2 separate regions of the Homo sapiens genome follow, and region 1 is linked to region 2. Evidence: chromatin contacts called from ENCODE Hi-C or POLR2A ChIA-PET data. All regions are on one chromosome and are shown on one strand. The core of a region is the stretch at or near the end of the contact, and the rest is flanking DNA. Distances in the headings are between cores, read along the strand shown.

Region 1 (4,756 bases), core at 275-2,774, 220 kb after region 2:
GGAGAGCTCCAGAGCCCTCCAGATGAAACAATAAAGCTGAGAGTCACAGTAGAGAGATTTACTAGAAGCTCCCTGCTTCATAGAAGACAAAACCTTAATTTCTTTTACGTGAAACTAAGATATTAAATTGCTCAAGAGTTTTAAATGGTCCTTACGTTCAAAGGAAACCACTAGAATTCAATCTTCTTAAAAGACCAGGAAATAAAGGGTGATAAGACATAAAAGCTTGAAATAACATTTTGATAAAAAGATTGAGATCACCCATGAATATACACATTATTTCTGTCCCCAAAGCTGAGCTGATTAACATATTTGCTGTGTCAGAGTTTTAGAAATATTATTAATTGCATTGTCATTACTTCTCCACCTACACACAGTTCTATGTCCTTTCCTCTTGGGCCTAGTAGACTCGAAATTACAAAGGAAGCCTTGTTGTAGTTTATTTTGGATTTTTTTTTTAGACTGTCCAGTTGGTTGGTTGAATCTGAATATATTTTAAATGGCATCAGAGGTAAAAACTCAGGTTGTTAAAGGCCTACTGTGGGTGGTCTAGGAATGGAAGCCAACAGCAATTTCATAAACGGGACAAGGTTTTGCACTGGCAGAATGCTCAGGCAGAAGAGGCACCAGAGAGGGAGGGAGGATTTCCAGCCACAGACCGAGAGGAAGATTGTGTGAAAAGGGAGTGAGGGGATGAGGGATACACAGCAGGAACCTGAGGTCACACAACCGTGTCCCTTGGGGATTCAGTGCCCACCACGTTTCTGCAACGCCGATGGTTTGATATTGGTTCCTGGGTAGGAGAATCCCAGGGGTTCTCAGGTCTGCCTTCCTTTGGGTAATTTATAAAATGAAGACCCATTTCATCAGTAGGGAGTGGCAAGAGATCATGGCATAAACAGGAAGAATAGACACAGGACCCACCATGCAGGAGTGACTCAGAGATGCTTCTAGCTGGAAAGGACCTTTGAAAGTGACATGATTCTAACCTCTTCCTTCCCCAAGGAAGAAATCAAAAACTGCAGGGTGAAGGGGCTTGCTCTAGGTTACACAGCTGGTCAATAGGAGAGCTGCTTTATAAAGCAGCAGAGACAGAAACATCAAACCCGACCGTGTCTCCTTGCACGGCTCATATTTACACTGTGGATTCTCATTCTGCTGCTGGGTTTAGCCCACCACCCTGCTCCCCATCAGGAAATCCATGGGCAGCAAAGACTGTGTGCTCTAAATCCAATAGGGAGGGACGTATTCTGTTGGGCCATGCTCATTTAATATGTTTTCAGCCCAGACAATGTTCAGCTGCTGACTTCCACAGTCCTACGTAGATTCCTGCTTGCCATCCTATTTTTGTCATCATTCCTAAGAGAATATGACCCAGCAAGAGTTGGGTCGCTTCTACTTGTTTTCCTGGCCCCATGTCTTTGTGTTTCTGGGGCTTTCCCTGAATAAGAGGGAGGGACCTGGGGGCCAGCCTCACCAGCCAGGTCAAGAACTTTGAGGGAACCTAAAGCATCCCGGGGTGGCTCTGTCCAGGAGGTCTGCTGCTTGTTCGCATGACTTTGTCACGCCACCTAGTGTTAAAACAGTTCTCCTGCAGTGTACACGTATTTATCTGTGTTGGATGTTTCAAGAGCACTGAGCAAAATCTAAGGACAGAAAGGTTCTGCTACCGTTGCTCCATCTTCTCCTTTGGAGTTTAGAAAATCTTGACTCTTAGCTTAGTCTTCTTCTGATTTGCTCGGCCTAAGTTCTTCATTCTTCAAAAGTAAATGACAAAAAGCCATCCAGGAATAACTTTGTTTAATCTGCCACAGGTTCACTGATATTACTGGATGCGTACTAGAGTGAACCAACCCAGTCATTTCTCAGTAGTTCTGCAAATGCCATTGAAACCCAGAAGGGGTGTGCATACGTGCCAAGTGCGGTAACACTGATTTTTGTGTCAGCAGATGATACACCAGCAGCCAAACCCAGGCGTGCACTACGAGTACGTGATCATGGGGACCAACGCCATCAGCCCCCAGGTGCCACCCCACAGGAGACCAGGTAGAATCCCTTGTCTTGTGGCCGGGGACTCTGGTCATTTCCTTGTAAAGCCTTCTCTCTCTCAATTCTTGTGCATCCACCCTCTGTCTCTCGGTCAACACAGAGAAAATTGAGGGACGCATATTTCAAAGCCAAGGGGCCTTGACATTGGAGCAGGCTTCACCATTTGTCTGAGCCTTCACTGATGAGACTGTTTCATTCACTCGATTCCAAAATGGCATGAGCATCCTGGGTCTGCCCTGCCAGTTCAACATTTGAAATGCTTTATACTAGTTTCCAGGCCAGACAAGGGGGCTCATGCCTGTAATCCTAGCACTCTGGGAGGCCGACGCAGGTGGATCGCTTGGGCCCAGAGGTTCAAGACCAGCCTGTGCAACATAATGAAACCCCTGTCTCTACAAAAAAAATTACAGAAATTAGCCAGGCATGGTGGTGTGTGCCTGCAATCCCAGCTACTCAGGAGGCTGAGGTGGGAGAATCATCTGAGCCCAAGGAGGTTGGGGCTGCAGTGAGCCGTGATCAGACCACTGAACTCCAGCCTGGACAACAGAGTGAGACCCTATCTCAAAATTAAGAAAAAACAACACAAATTTACTTTCTTAGAGCTCTGGAGGTTAGAAGTCTGAAGTGGGTTTCATTGGGACAAAATGAAGGTGTCATCAGGGCCCCTCTCTCTCCAGAGGCTCTAGGAGAGAACCCACTTCCTCGCCTTTTCCAACTTCTAGGAGCCACCTGCCTTCCTTGGTTCCTGGCCCCTTCCTCCACCTTCAAAGCCAGCAGGGTGGCACTTTCAAATCTCTCTCTGACCCTGGCCTCATCACATCTCCTCTCTGACTCTCATCTTCCTCTCTCTTTCCTTTATAAGGACCCTTCAGATTACACTGGGCCCACCCAAGTAATCCAGGATAATCTCTCCTTCTCAAAATCTGTAATTTAGTCTCACCTGCAAAGTCCATTTTTGCTATGTAAGGTAGCATGTTCACAGATTCCAGGGATTAGGATGTGGACATCTTTAGGGGGCCATTATCTGTCTACTATATGCCTTTTCTCTTGGTTCCCCTTTTGTTTCTGTTAATAATACTTTGACCTATAAGACAAGAATAATGAGTTCACACCTAACAATCCATGTTGAGTCTTCCTGGTGGGCTCTGCTTATGGACAGAGCAGGCAGCTTTCTCTCGGCTGGCACTGGGCATGGGACTGCTCTCTGAGTCTGCAGACATTTCTCTACCGGAGGATGATGGAGCCCACCACCCAAATGCAGGCAGTCTTTTCCTTCCTTAAAATAGGAAGGTCTGCAGAAGTATTCATGGTAATTATAGCTCACACACATTGAGTCCTTGCTGTGTGCAAGGGCTTAGAAACTGCTGTGCTGAGCTCTTTGCGTAGATTAGTTCTTTGAATTCTCATGACAGAGGGAGGTACTTGGAGGGAAGTACTATTATTAGCCTTATTTTAAGAGTAAGGAAATGGAAGCTTAGGAAGAGTAAGTTAATAATTGTCCTGATCTCACACCTGGGCAGTGACCTGAGGAGGGCCTGTGTGACCATACTTTGTGCTTGTTATATCACTGAGAGGTTACTTGGTCCAATCCCTACCCTAGGAGGAAATAAAGGCACAAGTGCCAAACCCGCCCCATCCATTCTTCTCTGAACTTTGGACGGGATAACCAGGTTATCTGATTGCTACAGACTGGGGAGGACAACAGCTGGGTGCATCCCCAGAACATGGGGTGGGTGTGTTGTCCAAACTCCAAGTCAGCAAACTCAGCACAACAGAGAATTTTTATGTCATGTCCAGAAGCAATCCACAGTTTGAGAAACCAAGTTTGGGTAAGATTTCTGGGGTCCATTGCTGGTTTACAGGGATAATCAGACAGACTATTTGAAATCTATCAGGATGATGATGATTTCTGTCAGGCCTGATGGGGCTCAGCTCATGAATAGCATGGGGGTTCTGGGATCAGCTCCCTGGGACAGGGCAGGCCTGGAGGGGTCACCTGTAAAAAGTTGGTAAGCAGGGGCATTGTCACCAGGCTTCCTCTTCCATGTCAATGGAGTCTGGAGGCAGAGTTGGAATCCAGCTCTGCACCTTTTTGCTGTGCACCCTCAGGCGGGTCAGCAACCTCTCTGAACACACACCCAGTCTACAAAATAGAAGAAAAACCCTATAAGGTGGTTTTTGGCAGGGGAGAGGACATGGGAAGAGATTGAATAAATTAGTTGTCCATCCTAGCATAGAGCCCAGAACAAGGCACTGAAAAGACTTCTTAAATTTTTTTGTCCAACAACATCTTGGACAGTTCTCATTTATGTCAACATGCCTGGTCCTGATTTTGTTGGTCATATTTGCATGTCATATTTTAAACCATGAAGCATAATAACCAACTAAGTAAGAAAGCCCTGGCAAAAAAGCTGAGAGGTCTGGTGCAGTGGATCACGCCTGTGATCCCAGCACGTTTGGAAGCCGAGGTGGGCAGATTGCTTGAGCCCAGGAGTTCGAGACCAGCCTGGACAAAATGGCAAAACCCCATCTCTGCTAAAAGTACAAAAAGCAGCTGGATGTGGTGGCACTCACCTGTAATCCCAGGTACTCAAGAGACTAAGACACGAGAATCACTTGAACCCAGGAGACACAGGGTGCAGTGAGCCTCCTGCACTCCAGCCTGGGTGACAGAGTGAGACTCTGTCTCCAAAAAAAAAAAAAAAAA
Region 2 (4,434 bases), core at 1,371-3,870:
CCAGTTCTTTGTTTTGTTTCAAGAAGCAAACAATGAAGGAATTTGAAAAACTACAAGAAAACCTTTAAAACTTTTGAGTAATTTTGTAAAGTGGTAAAATGGTGTTTTATTTATTTTGAGGGGAAAGAATGCACGAACATGTTTTCTAAATGTGGTTCATGCCCACATGTCATACTGAATGTTTTCTTTCAAAAAGAATTGATCGTGCACCTTCTGTGTTCAGGCATGGTGTCAGGAGTGGTCCTTGCCCGTAAGGAGTTTATGGTCTGCTGAGTTTATGGCCATGTTGTTCCTTAACTCCCATCTGTGGTTTTGCTGATCTAGATCTTAGGAATCAAATATCTTTTGCCTCCAGGTTTGTGTTTTTTGGTTTTTTTCCTTCTGTAATTTAGGTTGTGCACCATGATGTTTAGAACAATGCATTACCCGTCAGGATGAGTGATCTGTTTCAGCCTCTCCCTCCAAACTGCCCAGGGTTAAGTATTGGATTGTACTGACTCTCTCACTCTTCCTTCCCCATGTACTGTCAAGAGGAGCTTGCCATCAGCATGGCACAGAGACAGTAAATTTGTCTCCAGAGACTGACTCTACCCCGTAAGGCCCATGCCAACCAAGGCCAGGTTGTTTGCAGGTGGCCTGCTTTGTCGAACCTTTAGTCCCCTCCAGCACAAGTGCCCCACACTGACATCCCATCAGATACAAGAATGTCAACACAAGGTTATAGAAATCCATGTAATTCACACAAAACAACACGTTAAACTTTCAACTTGCGTAAAGGATCAGATGATCCCATTGTATCCCACAATTCCATTTCCACCACTTACGGCGGCCTGAAGAGCAGGTTGTCTTTCCTGGTCTGAACTGGCCCAAGGCTACTGCCATGGCAGGACCCTTCTGCCAGCTCCATGGGGTTTGTGTTTCAGGCTCAGCTGCCCTGTGAGGTGCAGCCTGTTCTGTTACAACTTGTGTTACAACGTTGCTTAGTTCACAAATAACTGGTAAAAGGTAGAATGTTATCAGTGTGCCATGCAAGTTAGTTTGGTTCATCTGTAAGTTTTCCTAGGCAGGGGGAAGTGGAATAGTGGGAGCAGAATTGAAAACTTCAACAGGACAAACACATACACACACACTCACACACAACCCAAAACTCTCAGTAGGGTGTTGCATAGGCAGGAGCCTTTTTAGATGTGTATTAGGCAAATTTAAAATGAGACATGAGCACATGCCTCGGGCTGCCCCCAGGGGAGGTCGCTGAAGCTCCAGGACTGCAGTTGGTTGTGCTTCCTCCTGTACACCTGTAATGGCTACCCCGCTGGCTCAGAGCTCTGCCTCACCGCCCTGCCCCAGCACCTGCAAGCCAGTGTGCCACTTTTTTGATGTTGTATGTTTTTAATATTCCCTGAGACAGACTCCAGAGTTCTGAGTTTCTTACTTGGGGTGTCAAATTATATTCCAGGAACCAATTTGGGTTTTCCTGGCTTCTGGTTAAAAAGCTGGACAGATTTTGAGTTGTTTGCTCTTATTTCTCTCATAAACTGCACTATTTTGTAGAACACAAGATTTTTCAGGAAGTATACTGAAAGGCCTGTACTTAGTTGTGTGTTTTTCTTTCAGCCACACTCAGATCTTCCCCTTCTGGTATGTTCTCAGCTGGAGACACTGCTCCCCGCATTGTCCCAAAGTTTGAAAGGTGGGGGCTGAGGAGAGAAGGGGAGTAGTCAGGCAGTTTCTAGCAGTTACCTCCCCACATTGCCACCTAGAACCTCATCTGCCTCCCTCTACACCCCAAGCTCCAGGAAGGCAAAGACCAAATCTTTGGACTCCATATCCTTTGTGCCTGGAGAAAAGCTTGGACTTGGTGTTGGAATGTTACTTTGAGTTGTCTTTGACAGGTATCAGAAAGCCACATGCCCTCCCCATGGAAGCAGGACCAGAATTAGACTGCAGGACTTTAGAGACAAACCCCATGAAGCTCCAAGGGGTTCATTCTAACTCAACTGAGCAAATTAACCACTTCTCCAGTTAGATCTTCTAATAACTTTTGTTGGGTTTTTCTCCTGCAGTTAGGGAATAGCAAAGTCTTCACTACCAAAAAATAAAATAAAAAGTACAATGATGCAGTAATGTCATTTGAAAATAATAGTGAAGGAAAAAGAAGTATGTGATTGAGAAAGATGCTTATGTGAGTTATGAACATTGCTAAGGGGGCGGGAGGACCACTTAATGATTCAGTGAAATGGGAACTGTCTAGACAAGTAATTCATATAGCTCATGTTGAAGCCAGCCCTTCAGGAGTTTGCACCAGAGCCCAACCTCAGCTCTACCTACTGGAGTCTCAGGGCTTTGTTTTGCCCTGGGTTAAGCCACATCACAGTTGGCTGCCAACTTTGAACAATGAGTAGCTTACCATAAGAAGCCCAGGCCTAAGGGAATTCATCTTCTCCCTCATGCCAGTTATAGTAACGGGCAGGGAAACCTGAGTCCAGCTGCCAACAGTCATTAAATGCAGAGGACTTCTTCCCCAGGTTCAGATGGTCATGGTTACCTTGGCCAGATCCTCCCTACCCAGTTTTGCCCTGCTGTCCCTCCCAAATCCCCAGAGGCAAGGGCCAAAGTCACCGCACTGAAAATCAGAGGCTGTGCCTTTCATTACCAGCTCTGCAAAGGGCCTGCGGCAGGGGGTGGGGTGGTGGGGTGTTGTGGGAGGTCATTGAACCTGTATGCTTCTCAGTTCCTCATCTGCAAAGTAAAGGGGGTGAGCTAAAGCATTTCAGTTTTCTTCTGAGTAGAGAAGTGAGATACATTTTCAGTGTAGAATTTGTAAAACACAGAAAACTATCATGTATATGTAGTGTATTTTTAGGTATTATAAATATGTTGGATCCTGCTGCTTCTCTTAACATTATATGAAGCACTTCTCCATGCATTACAAAAATTCTGTGTAAGTTTTAATAGCTACCTAAAATTTTACAACTGCTTGCTTTGAAAAATGCCTTCCAGGTCAAACATTTTAGAATTCTTTGAGCGTGATGCAAAAAGAAAAATAAAAGGATGGATTTTTTTTTTTTTTCAAAAAAGGAAGCATTTCTGAGAGAGAGGGAGGAGGCAGGTGGAATCTTTGGATACCGAGTTGTAGGAACTGGGGGGATAATTTAATCATGTTATTATTGGAAGCAGTCCTCCATGGGTTTACTCATACTCCTACATGTCATGTTAGGTATGACCAGAATATGAGGACATGATCCCCTTTACCTGACCCATTTTTCAGGACTGTGTTTTCAGTAAGCAACATTTAGAAATGAGGGAAGGCCTACCTCCAGAATGAAGAACAGGCTTGTTTATTGCTTGCTGTGAATGCAGTGCATTCCCAAGCTCAGTATTCATCCACTGCATTGCAAACACACTGCATGTGGAATATGTCTGGACCTCTCTGCATTGCCCCTGTGGACTTGGAGACAAGGGGAACCGACTGCAAACACTGATATCCATGCTACTTGCTGTGCCATGAGTAATAAAGTCCTTTGTCTCATTATCCAAGATTCTCTGCTAGTATCCATGAAACCATGATAGATTAACTCATTAGCTTGTAAGTAAGTGGAGTAAAATCAACCCCCAGGCCAAGTAATGATTACATGTTAGTTATACAATGGTAGATGAGCAGCAAGGGCATTTCGACTTCAAGAAGCAAAGCATCTAACTTAATTTTACACAGCTAGTGGCAGAGCTAGAAATCAAACCTGGGTCTGTTGGACTCCAAATCCCACATATTTTATTGGCTGCTTTCACCATACTGTATCTTGCAGGCAGTAGGAACCATTTGATATGAAATTAATAAAGAACCTCAAATGGACTCTTCATTTTAAAAAGTGGTGGATCCTAGGTAGGTGTTAAGTCTGAAGCTACTTTCCCCAGGAAAGTTTGCCATCTGTTACCTATTTGGAGAATTTCTCTACCAAGCTACCCAACTGGTTTATTTAGATTGAATGATGAAAACATTTAAATCTGGTTGTTGTAGTGTTTCATTGGCTTTAAAAAGAATTTTTTTTCTCCAGCAGGCTCTAGTGCATAACTATTGTCGATATTTTTAAAAATGAAATGAATACAGTAGGAATCATTCTAATATCCATATTGGCAGAAGTTAGAAGCTTTTCATGCTGGAACGAAGAGGAGGTAATGAATAACCCTAGAGCTGTGTGTCGCTGCTCTACTGGGGCAAGATACATTTTATTAAAAACAGAACTTTGCCCATTGGTAGAAAGTTGTTGCATTGATAGAACACCCAATGCGCTTGCCACTAGCGCTCAGCACAGTGTCTAGTGTCTGGTAAACACTCAGTAATTGGTAGATTTTATTATGACTTGGTACTCGGTAAATGTTTTCCCAGTGAATGACAGCTGTTTGTTCATCCTTCACTTATTTTGTATTTATTGAGTG

Evidence for each region. A loop is a pair of places that touch in the nucleus more often than their neighbours do. ChIA-PET counts read pairs that join two places held with the same protein, here RNA polymerase II (POLR2A). Pooled maps may share reads with other maps.
Region 1: a pooled map shows a loop between it and region 2 (2.7-fold over the local background). The contact joins two enhancer-like sites. A Hi-C loop is called at or near these places in 2 of 50 pooled maps. POLR2A ChIA-PET finds 5 or more read pairs at or near these places in 3 of 52 experiments (BJ, IMR-90 and WTC11).

What each region holds. Positions count from the first base shown.
Region 1 is chr15:71,729,172-71,733,927 of GRCh38, forward strand. It overlaps THSD4 (thrombospondin type 1 domain containing 4), which reads left to right. Exons shown (of 18, transcript NM_024817.3): 10 at 1,950-2,046. Among named protein-coding and RNA genes, the nearest start is that of THSD4-AS2, 40 kb to the left of the region's middle. Within about 2 kb of position 1,525, at least 4 of the 41 ENCODE cell types and tissues checked have a DNase peak (open chromatin) inside an H3K27ac peak, as active enhancers do.
Region 2 is chr15:71,505,882-71,510,315 of GRCh38, forward strand. The region is part of intron 7 of THSD4 (thrombospondin type 1 domain containing 4); the gene reads left to right. The region is part of intron 2 of LOC107984716 (a long non-coding RNA gene); the gene reads right to left. Among named protein-coding and RNA genes, the nearest start is that of THSD4-AS2, 180 kb to the right of the region's middle. Within about 2 kb of position 2,621, at least 2 of the 41 ENCODE cell types and tissues checked have a DNase peak (open chromatin) inside an H3K27ac peak, as active enhancers do.